2 separate regions of the Homo sapiens genome follow, and region 2 is linked to region 1. Evidence: read pairs that join two places in POLR2A ChIA-PET (ENCODE). Cell type or tissue: Caco-2. All regions are shown on one strand. Region 1 holds the start of LOC124904946 (a long non-coding RNA gene). Region 2 overlaps RBBP8NL (RBBP8 N-terminal like).

What was found. ChIA-PET counts read pairs that join two places held together with the same protein. Peaks named below come from ENCODE experiments on the same cell type or tissue, not always from the same donor. Only the 100,000 strongest peaks of a DNase experiment are listed, where the experiment ranks them.
Region 2: POLR2A ChIA-PET joins it to region 1 with 5 read pairs; 2 of 35 experiments call an interaction of 5 or more read pairs at or near these places.

The regions. Positions count from the first base shown.
Region 1 is chr20:62,339,342-62,343,341 of GRCh38, reverse strand. All of the region lies in intron 11 of LAMA5 (laminin subunit alpha 5), which reads left to right. LOC124904946 (a long non-coding RNA gene) reads right to left here and starts at 3,368. Exons shown (of 2, transcript XR_007067699.1): 1 at 3,221-3,368. RefSeq lists an enhancer at 3,179-3,308. In Caco-2, no CTCF peak of the experiment used is centred here; no DNase peak of the experiment used is centred here.
Region 2 is chr20:62,411,201-62,415,200 of GRCh38, reverse strand. RBBP8NL (RBBP8 N-terminal like) reads left to right here. Exons shown (of 14, transcript NM_080833.3): 9 at 1-80; 10 at 645-1,380; 11 at 1,656-1,800; 12 at 2,301-2,371; 13 at 2,448-2,577. Among named protein-coding and RNA genes, the nearest start is that of CABLES2, 5.9 kb to the right of the region's middle. In Caco-2, no CTCF peak of the experiment used is centred here; a DNase peak (open chromatin) is centred at 2,381.

The sequences.
Region 1 (4,000 bases):
GTAGATGCTCCTCCCTTACCCAGGAATTCTCTTGTCTGCTGGTTCTGTGATGGTTTTTTTATGTGGAAATGTTTAGTTTTTCATCAATAGTGTAAACCAGGGGTCAACAAACTGTCGGAAAAGGCCCAGACGGTAAATGTCATAGACTGAGGGCCGTGTGGTCCCTGTGGGGAAACTCCTCAGCTCTACCGTTACCAGCTGTAGCTTGCAAGCAGCCATAGAACGCGTATTCATGAGTGGGGTTGGCGGCGTTCCAATAAAACTTTATTTACAAAAGCAAGCGAGGAGTCCATAGACTAGTTTGCTAATCCCTGGTGTAAACTGACAATTTATCTTTTCGCTACTGGGCCATAGTAAGCACTCAGTAATTACCTGTGGCTGTACAGTATTCACTTTCAATGTGTTCATTACAATGAATTGTATTGTCTTTCCTAATGGGGACACAGTGTTGAACATCAATATTTTATTTTGTCTAAATTCACAAGTGAGATTGTTTTGGTTTTGTAAAATACTTGGGAAATCATCCACACTTTTTTATGCTCCCAATCAGTTTAAAAATCACAGAAATTATTTACTTGTTAAAAGTCTGGTCAAACTTACAAAACCCTTTAGTCCTGATACCTGTTTTTCTTTTCTTTTTTTTTTGTTTTTTTGTTTTTGTTTGAGACGGAGTCTCGCTCTGTCGCCCAGACTGGAGTGCAGTGGCACGATCTCGGCTCACTGCAAGCTCTGCCTTCCAGGTTCACGCCATTCTCCTGCCTCAGCCTCCTGAGTAGCTGGGACTACAGGTGCCCGCCACCACGCCCGGCTAATTTTTTTGTACTTTTAGTAGAGATGGGGTTTCACCGTGTTAAAGCAGGATGGTCTCGATCTCCTGACCTCATGATCCACCCGTCTTGGCCTCCCAAAGTGCTGGGATTACAGGTGTGAGCCACTGAGCCTGGTCTCTGATACCTGTTTTTCAACAGAGATCTTAAATTAAGGTTTTAATGTATTCTGTGGCTATTGTATTCAATTTTCTACCTCATCTTTTTTTTTTGAGATGGAGTTTCACTCTGTCGTCCAGGCTGGAGTGCAGTTGCACGATCTCGGCTCACTTCAACCTCTGCCTCCTGGGTTCAAGCGATTCTCCTGCCTCAGTCTCCCGAGTAGCTGGGATTACAGGCACCTGCCACCACGCCTGGCCAATTTTTTGTATTTTTAGTAGAGACGGGGTTTCACCATGTTGGCCAGGCTGGTCTTGAACTCTGACCACAAGTGATCCACCTGCCTCGGCCTCCCAAAGTGCTGGTATTACAGGCATGAGCCACCACGCCTGGCCAGTTTTCTTCCTCATCTTAAGTCAGGTTTGATTATTTGTATTAGCAAATTGTGTATTTTGTTTGGATTTTTTAATGTATTGACATAAAGTTATGCACAGTGGCCTGTTATAAAGTTAAAATTTCTGTTCATTTCTATTCTCGTCTATTTTTATTTTTATTTTCTTTCTTCTTCTTTTTTTTTTTTTTTTTTTTTGGTTGATCAGACCTAACAGAGGTTCGTTGAGTTTATTGGTCTGTTCGAAGTACAGGTGCAGTTCTCTTGATAAGACCTGCTGAGGTTTTTCTTTCTTTAGTTGGGAGGAGAGATTTTCCTTTCTAATATTCAATTTCTTTAATCCACTTTCTTTGATTTATCACTTTTTTAAAATAGCTTCTTGAGTTATTATTTTTAGTCTGTCTTCATTCCCAACAAAAAGGCTTAAAGCAGTGGTTCTCAGCCAGTGGTGACTTTGATGCACAGGAAGCATTCGATGATGTCTGGAGACATTTTTGGTTGTGACGATTGATGGATGTAACTGATCCAGTGGGTAGAGGCTAGGGATGCTGGGAACCTCCTACAACACAGGACTGCTCCTGCACACATAACAAAGAGTTATCCAGCCTGGACTGTCAGTAGTCCTGAGGCTGGGAAACTCTAGTTTAAAGCTATAAATTTTCCTCAGAGTATACCTTTGGCTAGGTATCTTGTAGTTTGAGATGTGGGGTGTCCTCATTGCTGTGTTTTTTTTAAATAGTCTATCATTTGGGGTTTTATTTTCTTTCAACCCGTCACTGTTCAAGGTGCTGAGGTTTCCCTCCTGTCCTTTTCGTGGTGTGCAGTTCTGGTTTTGCTGCATCGTGGTTAGACTTGGCACACTGATAGTTTCTGCCTTTTGTCTTTGGAATTTGAGATTTTCTTTGTTTCTAACCTAGAATGTGACGACTTTTATTTTTTAATTTTATTTATTTATTTATTTATTTATTTATTTATTTATTTATTTTGACACAGAGTCTCACTCTGTCACCCAGGCTGGCGTCCAGTTGCACGATCTCGGCTCACTGCAACCACCACCTCCTAGGTTCAAGCGATTCTCCTGCCTCAGCCTCCCGAGTAGCTGGGACTGATTATAGGCGCCCACCACCATACTTGGGTAATTTTTGTATTTTTAGTAGAGATGGGGTTTTACCATGTTGGCCAGGCTGATCTCGAACTCCTGACCTCAGTTGATCCACCCACCTCAGCCTCCTAAAGTGCTAGGATTACAGGCATGAGCCACTGCGCCTGGCAGTTTCTGCCTTTTGTTTTTGGAATTTGAGATTTTCTTTGTTTCTAATCCAGAATGTGACCACTTTTAGATTGTTCCAGGAACATTGGACAGGAATGTGTGTTCTCTATGGAGTACCGATTTGGCATGTTAAAGCAGACTTGTGGCCAGGTGCGATGGCTCACGCCTGTAATCCCAGCACTTTGGGAGGCTGAGGTGGGCAGGTCACCTGAGGTCGGGAGTTCGAGACGAGCCTGACCAACATGGAGAAACCCCGTCTCTACTAAAAATACAAAATAAGCTGTGCATGGTGGCGCATGCCTGTAATCCCAGCTACTCGGGAGGCTGAGGCGGGAGAATGGCTCGAACCCGGGAGGTAGGGTTTGCAGTGAGCTGAGATGGCGCCACTGCACTCCAGCCTGGGCAACAAGAACGAAACTCCATTTCAAAAAAAAAAAAAAAAAAAAAAACAAAGGAGGCTTGTTCATTATGCTCTTCAAACCCACAGTACCCTTGCTCAATTTCTGTCCCTCTGAGCTGTCACAGTCTACCTATGTATCTCCATCCAGTCTTTGTCTCTCTCTGACTCTGGTTTGCCAAATTCTCCTTGCCATTTTAATAGTTTTAGCTTCCCTCACCTCCAGGACACGTTACCTGCTCCTAGAGATTCGTTTCTGCTGCCCGTTGGGTGACATGCCTGAGCTTCCCTCTGTCTCGTTACCGCTGTGCCTTCCGTCCTCACTCCTCTGTGTTTGCGTCCACCCCAGCTCCCTGCACACAGCTCTCGGTTTACCACCTGTCTGAGGCGTTGGTTTAAGGTACGCTCTTTCAAGAGGCTATGGCTGGAGTTTCCTCTTGGTCACGCTGACGTCTTCGGTTTTTATCTCATGAAGGAGACAGCGCAGCCCCACGATCGTCCTTGCCTCTGTCAGTTCTGGCTGGCTCCTGCCCTTGTATCATTTCTCCTTTTCTGCTGAAACATTTCCTTTCCTGACTTTCACAAGTTAGAGCAAGAAAACGTGCTTTGATTTTGGTTTTTGCTACTGTTTCCTCTCTGGGGAGGGTTTGCAAGCTCTCTTTCTGTGTTCTGGTCTGACCAGTGGTTACTCTTACATTTTTGACAAGTATTGAACCTTTATTTTTCTATCAGTAACAAAACTGAAGCGTGCTCACAACCCTCCTTTCATGCGTAAGTTAAGACATTTGATACATTCTTTCTACCTTCTTCCCAACACCTGACATTGTTTCTAAAGAAACTATAATTTTAATCCCAGCACTTTGGGAGGCCGAGGCAGGCGGATCACGTGGTCAGGAGATGGAGACCGTCCTGGCTAACATAGTGAAACCCCGTCTCTACTAAAAATACAAAAATTAGCCGGGCGTGGCAGCGTGCACCTGTAGTCCCAGCTGCTGGGGAGGCTGAGGCAGGAGAAT
Region 2 (4,000 bases), 72 kb before region 1:
GCCAATGGGACGCCCCCACCACTGCCCGCCAGGAGCAGCCCACCCAGCCCAGCGTATGAGCGTGGCCTCTCCCTGGACAGGTGCCCGCCTGCCCCACCCTCACCCAGAGTAGCCTCAGATGAGCTCTTCTCTCAGCCCCTGGTCCCAGGGCAGTCCCTCTGATTATCCCTCACAGCCCTGAACTTCTCTGGCTTGGCTTTTTCTGGGCACCCAGCCTGGAGCAAAGTTCCCACGTGGACACCTCCAGAGTGGCCAGGCCTGGGGCGTGGGGGCAGGGGATGTGGACATTGTCTGAGAACAAGTAGGGTGTGGAGGGTGGACAGGTGGCTAGGACCCTCCAGGTGAGGAGCAGGGGGCCGATGTCCCTGCCAAGAAGACACGGAGGCCTCGGCATCTGGCCCCACCTTGGAGCCCAGACCACAGGCCACCTCTGGCCAGGTCCACACAGCATGGCCTCCAGAGCTGGGGGCTGAGCCTCCCCTCCCTCCACTACCTGCCATGGGACCCATGCAGCTTGCTGCACCTCTCTGGACCTCAGTTTCCTCGCCTGTGGAGTGGGTGCCTGTCGTCTCTCCCTCTCAGGGCTCGCTGGGACGGTCACGGCTCCACACAGCCATGGTCATTCGGCTTCTCCTCCCTCACAGCTTCCTGCGGGCCTCCCGGCCCTCCGCCATGACCCATGAGGCCCCGAAGCTCTCCCCGAAGGTGGACCGGCTCTGCCTCCTAAACCGCCCCCTGTCCCTGCACCTTCAGAGCCCCCACAGCAGCCCCCTGGCCCCTGCTGCAGCCCCCAGCGACCCCCGGCTCCAGGACCTGAAGGCCAGAGAAGCAGAGGCCTGGGAGGAGCCCACAGAACTGCTGGGGCTGCCCAGTGCCCTGGCGGGCATGCAGGACCTTCGCCTGGAGGGGGCACTGCACCTGCTCCTGGCCCAGCAGCAGCTGCGGGCTAGGGCCAGGGCAGGCAGTGTCAGGCCAAGGGGCCAGCCCACACCCGGGGAGATGCTGCCCTCCCTACCAGTCGGCTCAGACTCTGAGGGCCCTGAGAATGAGGGGACCAGGGCAGCTCTGGCCGCAGCAGGCCTGTCTGGAGGGCGGCACACACAGCCTGCAGGCCCGGGCCGCGCCCAGAGGACAGAGGCTGCAGCCACGCAGGACTGTGCCCTAGACAAGCCCCTGGACCTCTCGGAGTGGGGCCGGGCCCGGGGCCAGGACACTCCCAAGCCGGCCGGCCAGCATGGGTCACTCAGCCCTGCCGCTGCCCACACTGCCAGCCCCGAGCCACCCACCCAGTCCGGACCCCTGACTCGCAGTCCCCAGGCACTCAGCAATGGCACCAAGGGGACCAGAGTGCCAGAGCAGGAGGAGGCTTCCACTCCCATGGTAAGGAGCCCGGTCCTGGCTCAGACCCGGTCCTCAGCCTCCACGTCCCCCACCCCGGGCCGGCCTCCCCCCAGACCTCGGGCTGCTCTTTTCCCTCTGCCCACCAAGTTGTTTCCCAGGGAGAAAGCGAGGCTGCCTCATCCACACTATAAAGGGAAAGGCAGGCCCCTCCACCAGCTGCAGCCTCAAGAGGGGTCCCACCGGCTGTCCAGGGCTGAGTTGGCGGCAAGGAAGTCTCCCAAATAAACTCAAGCCACCTACTTGCCTCCCCCCAGGACCCCTCACGCCCACTTCCAGGGTCCCAGCTCAGCCTGTCCTCTCCAGGCAGTACAGAAGATGAAGACACAGGGAGGCCTCTGCCACCTCCCCACCCACAGCCGCCTCCCCACCCACAGCCGCCTGACCTGGACGGCCACCCAGGTACAGTCAGCACCTGGGGTCAGAGTCCAGCTGGGAGGTGTTTTCCCCACGGAGAGAGAGGGTGGTGGTCAGTGCCCACCAGGAGTGGGTGTCTCCAGGCCCAGCTCTGCCCTGCCGATCTGACGGGGCAACCCCAGGCTCCAGGGCTTGGCTCTTCCACCTGCAGACACCGGAGGAAGCCGAGGGCCTGGCAGGAGCCTCTCTAACAACACTCAGTGAGGGGGAAAAGCACCTTAGCAATTAGGGCTGGCAAGCAGGCTGTGAGTGCCCCATCATGCAGCATCCAAGCCAGGGGCGGGAACCCCAACTGATGGGGACACTAGGCCTGGGCCCAAACCCCAGTCGGCCTCCTGTCAGCCAGTGCCCTGGGGCAGGTCACTTGGCCCTCCGTGCCTCAGTTTCCCCATCTGCAGAGTTGGCTCCACCCATCCTAGTCTGGCAGGCTCGGGAGACTCCCGGTGCCACCAGCCTGGCCTGACCCCACACTCTGCATCCTTCAGAGCCCAGCAAGGCTGAAGTGCTGAGACCAGAGTCCGACGAACTGGATGAGACAGACACCCCAGGCAGCGAGGTGGGTCCAGGCCACACACTCAGCAGGGCAGGGCCAGGAGGCAGTCCTCCTCGTGACCACACCCCCTTCTCCCCAGGTGGGCCTGAGCTCCCAGGCGGAGGCCACTACGAGCACGACCGGGGAGGGGCCTGAGTGCATCTGCACCCAGGAGCACGGGCAGGGTCCACCACGGAAGAGGAAGCGGGCCTCGGAGCCTGGGGACAAAGGTACAGCTGGCATGGGGCAGGTGCAGGGAAGGGGGCGAGGGGAGCCACAGCACCCACCTCTCCCCAGTGCCACCTCTCCTCCTGGCTGCCTGGAGAATGGCAGCCTCAGAATGATGGAGCCAAAAATGAACCTCAACCCTCCCCAAATGAACCCCACAGAGGAGGGCGAGGGTGGCCGGAGTGAGTCCTTCCTGTGCAGCCTCTGACTGTGTAGGTTGGTGTCAGGTCCTTCCAAATCTGAGCCTCAGTCTCCTCGCCTGTAAGGGGGCTGACATTAGGGATCGTAGGAGATTTCGGTGAGAGAAGGAGCCAGGGGATGGTCATTGTCCCCACCATCATCCTGGAAGGAAGGGTGTCCTGGTGCACAGGATAAGCCGCTGCCACAAGGAGCAGATCCCCAGGGCCCCTTGTCCACCTGCAGACAGGGTCAGCGCAGAAGGCACAGCCCCGAGGGGCATGGGGGCACGTTTGCTCCCCTGGGGAATTGCGGACGGCTCCAGTGTTTGCCAAGGGCAGTGTCCTTGGACCCAGCTCCTCCCAGTAATGCCGGCAGGAGCCTCGGCCCTGGTCCGAGGGTATCGGGACAACTTTTCACTTCCTGCTCTGGGCTCAATGGCAGCTCCAGCTGGGGTCCAGGAGCCCATGAGAGACTTTGAACACCTAATTGTATGGCCCTGGTTTTTCTCCGGGCAAGGCCCGCAGGCAGCAGGCGGGGTGGTGCCGCCACTGTGTGCCATTGTTGCCGGCAGGTGGCCATGGCCTGCGTCTGCCCGGAGCGGCAGTAGAGACCAGCACGGCCCTTATTTGAGGCACTTCCTGCTGAGTGGGTGGAAATGGCCCCGGGGGGTGCAGTCTGTGAGCCAGCACACCCTTGTGCTCCTACCTGAGCCGGGACCAGGGACGCTGGCAGGGGCTCCTGAGAAACTGCTGTGGCGATCAGTGAGAGCAGGTCCCTGCCCAGCATGAGCACAGCTCAGCGCCAGAGCCAGCATCCTCGTGCCTAGTGCCCCAGAAGAGTGGGTGCAGCTGTGGCTGCCTGTGAGCCTTATGACCCTGCCCAGCAGGTAGGATCATCACTGTTTGGCTGGTGCAGAAATTGAGGCTGAGAGGGGAGAGGTCACTTGCCCAAGGTCACAGGTCTGGGACTTGTGTCAGGATTCAAACCTGACCCATTCAACTCAGAGCCTGAGCTTGCTGTGCCTCAGAGATGGCCTAAGCCCAGCATCTCGGCAGGATCCCCGTCCCCGGACCATCGCAGGAACCAGGCGCCCCTCCCATGTGGCCCTAGCCCGGGGGCAGGCCTGCTGAGGCCCGCAGCCAGTGTCAGGCCAGCCAGTATGGCCTGGCTCCCTCCAAGGCAGGAAGGGGGCCACTGGGGTCAGTGCCGTGTTCGGGGTCACACAATGGGGAGAGTGTCCACCCT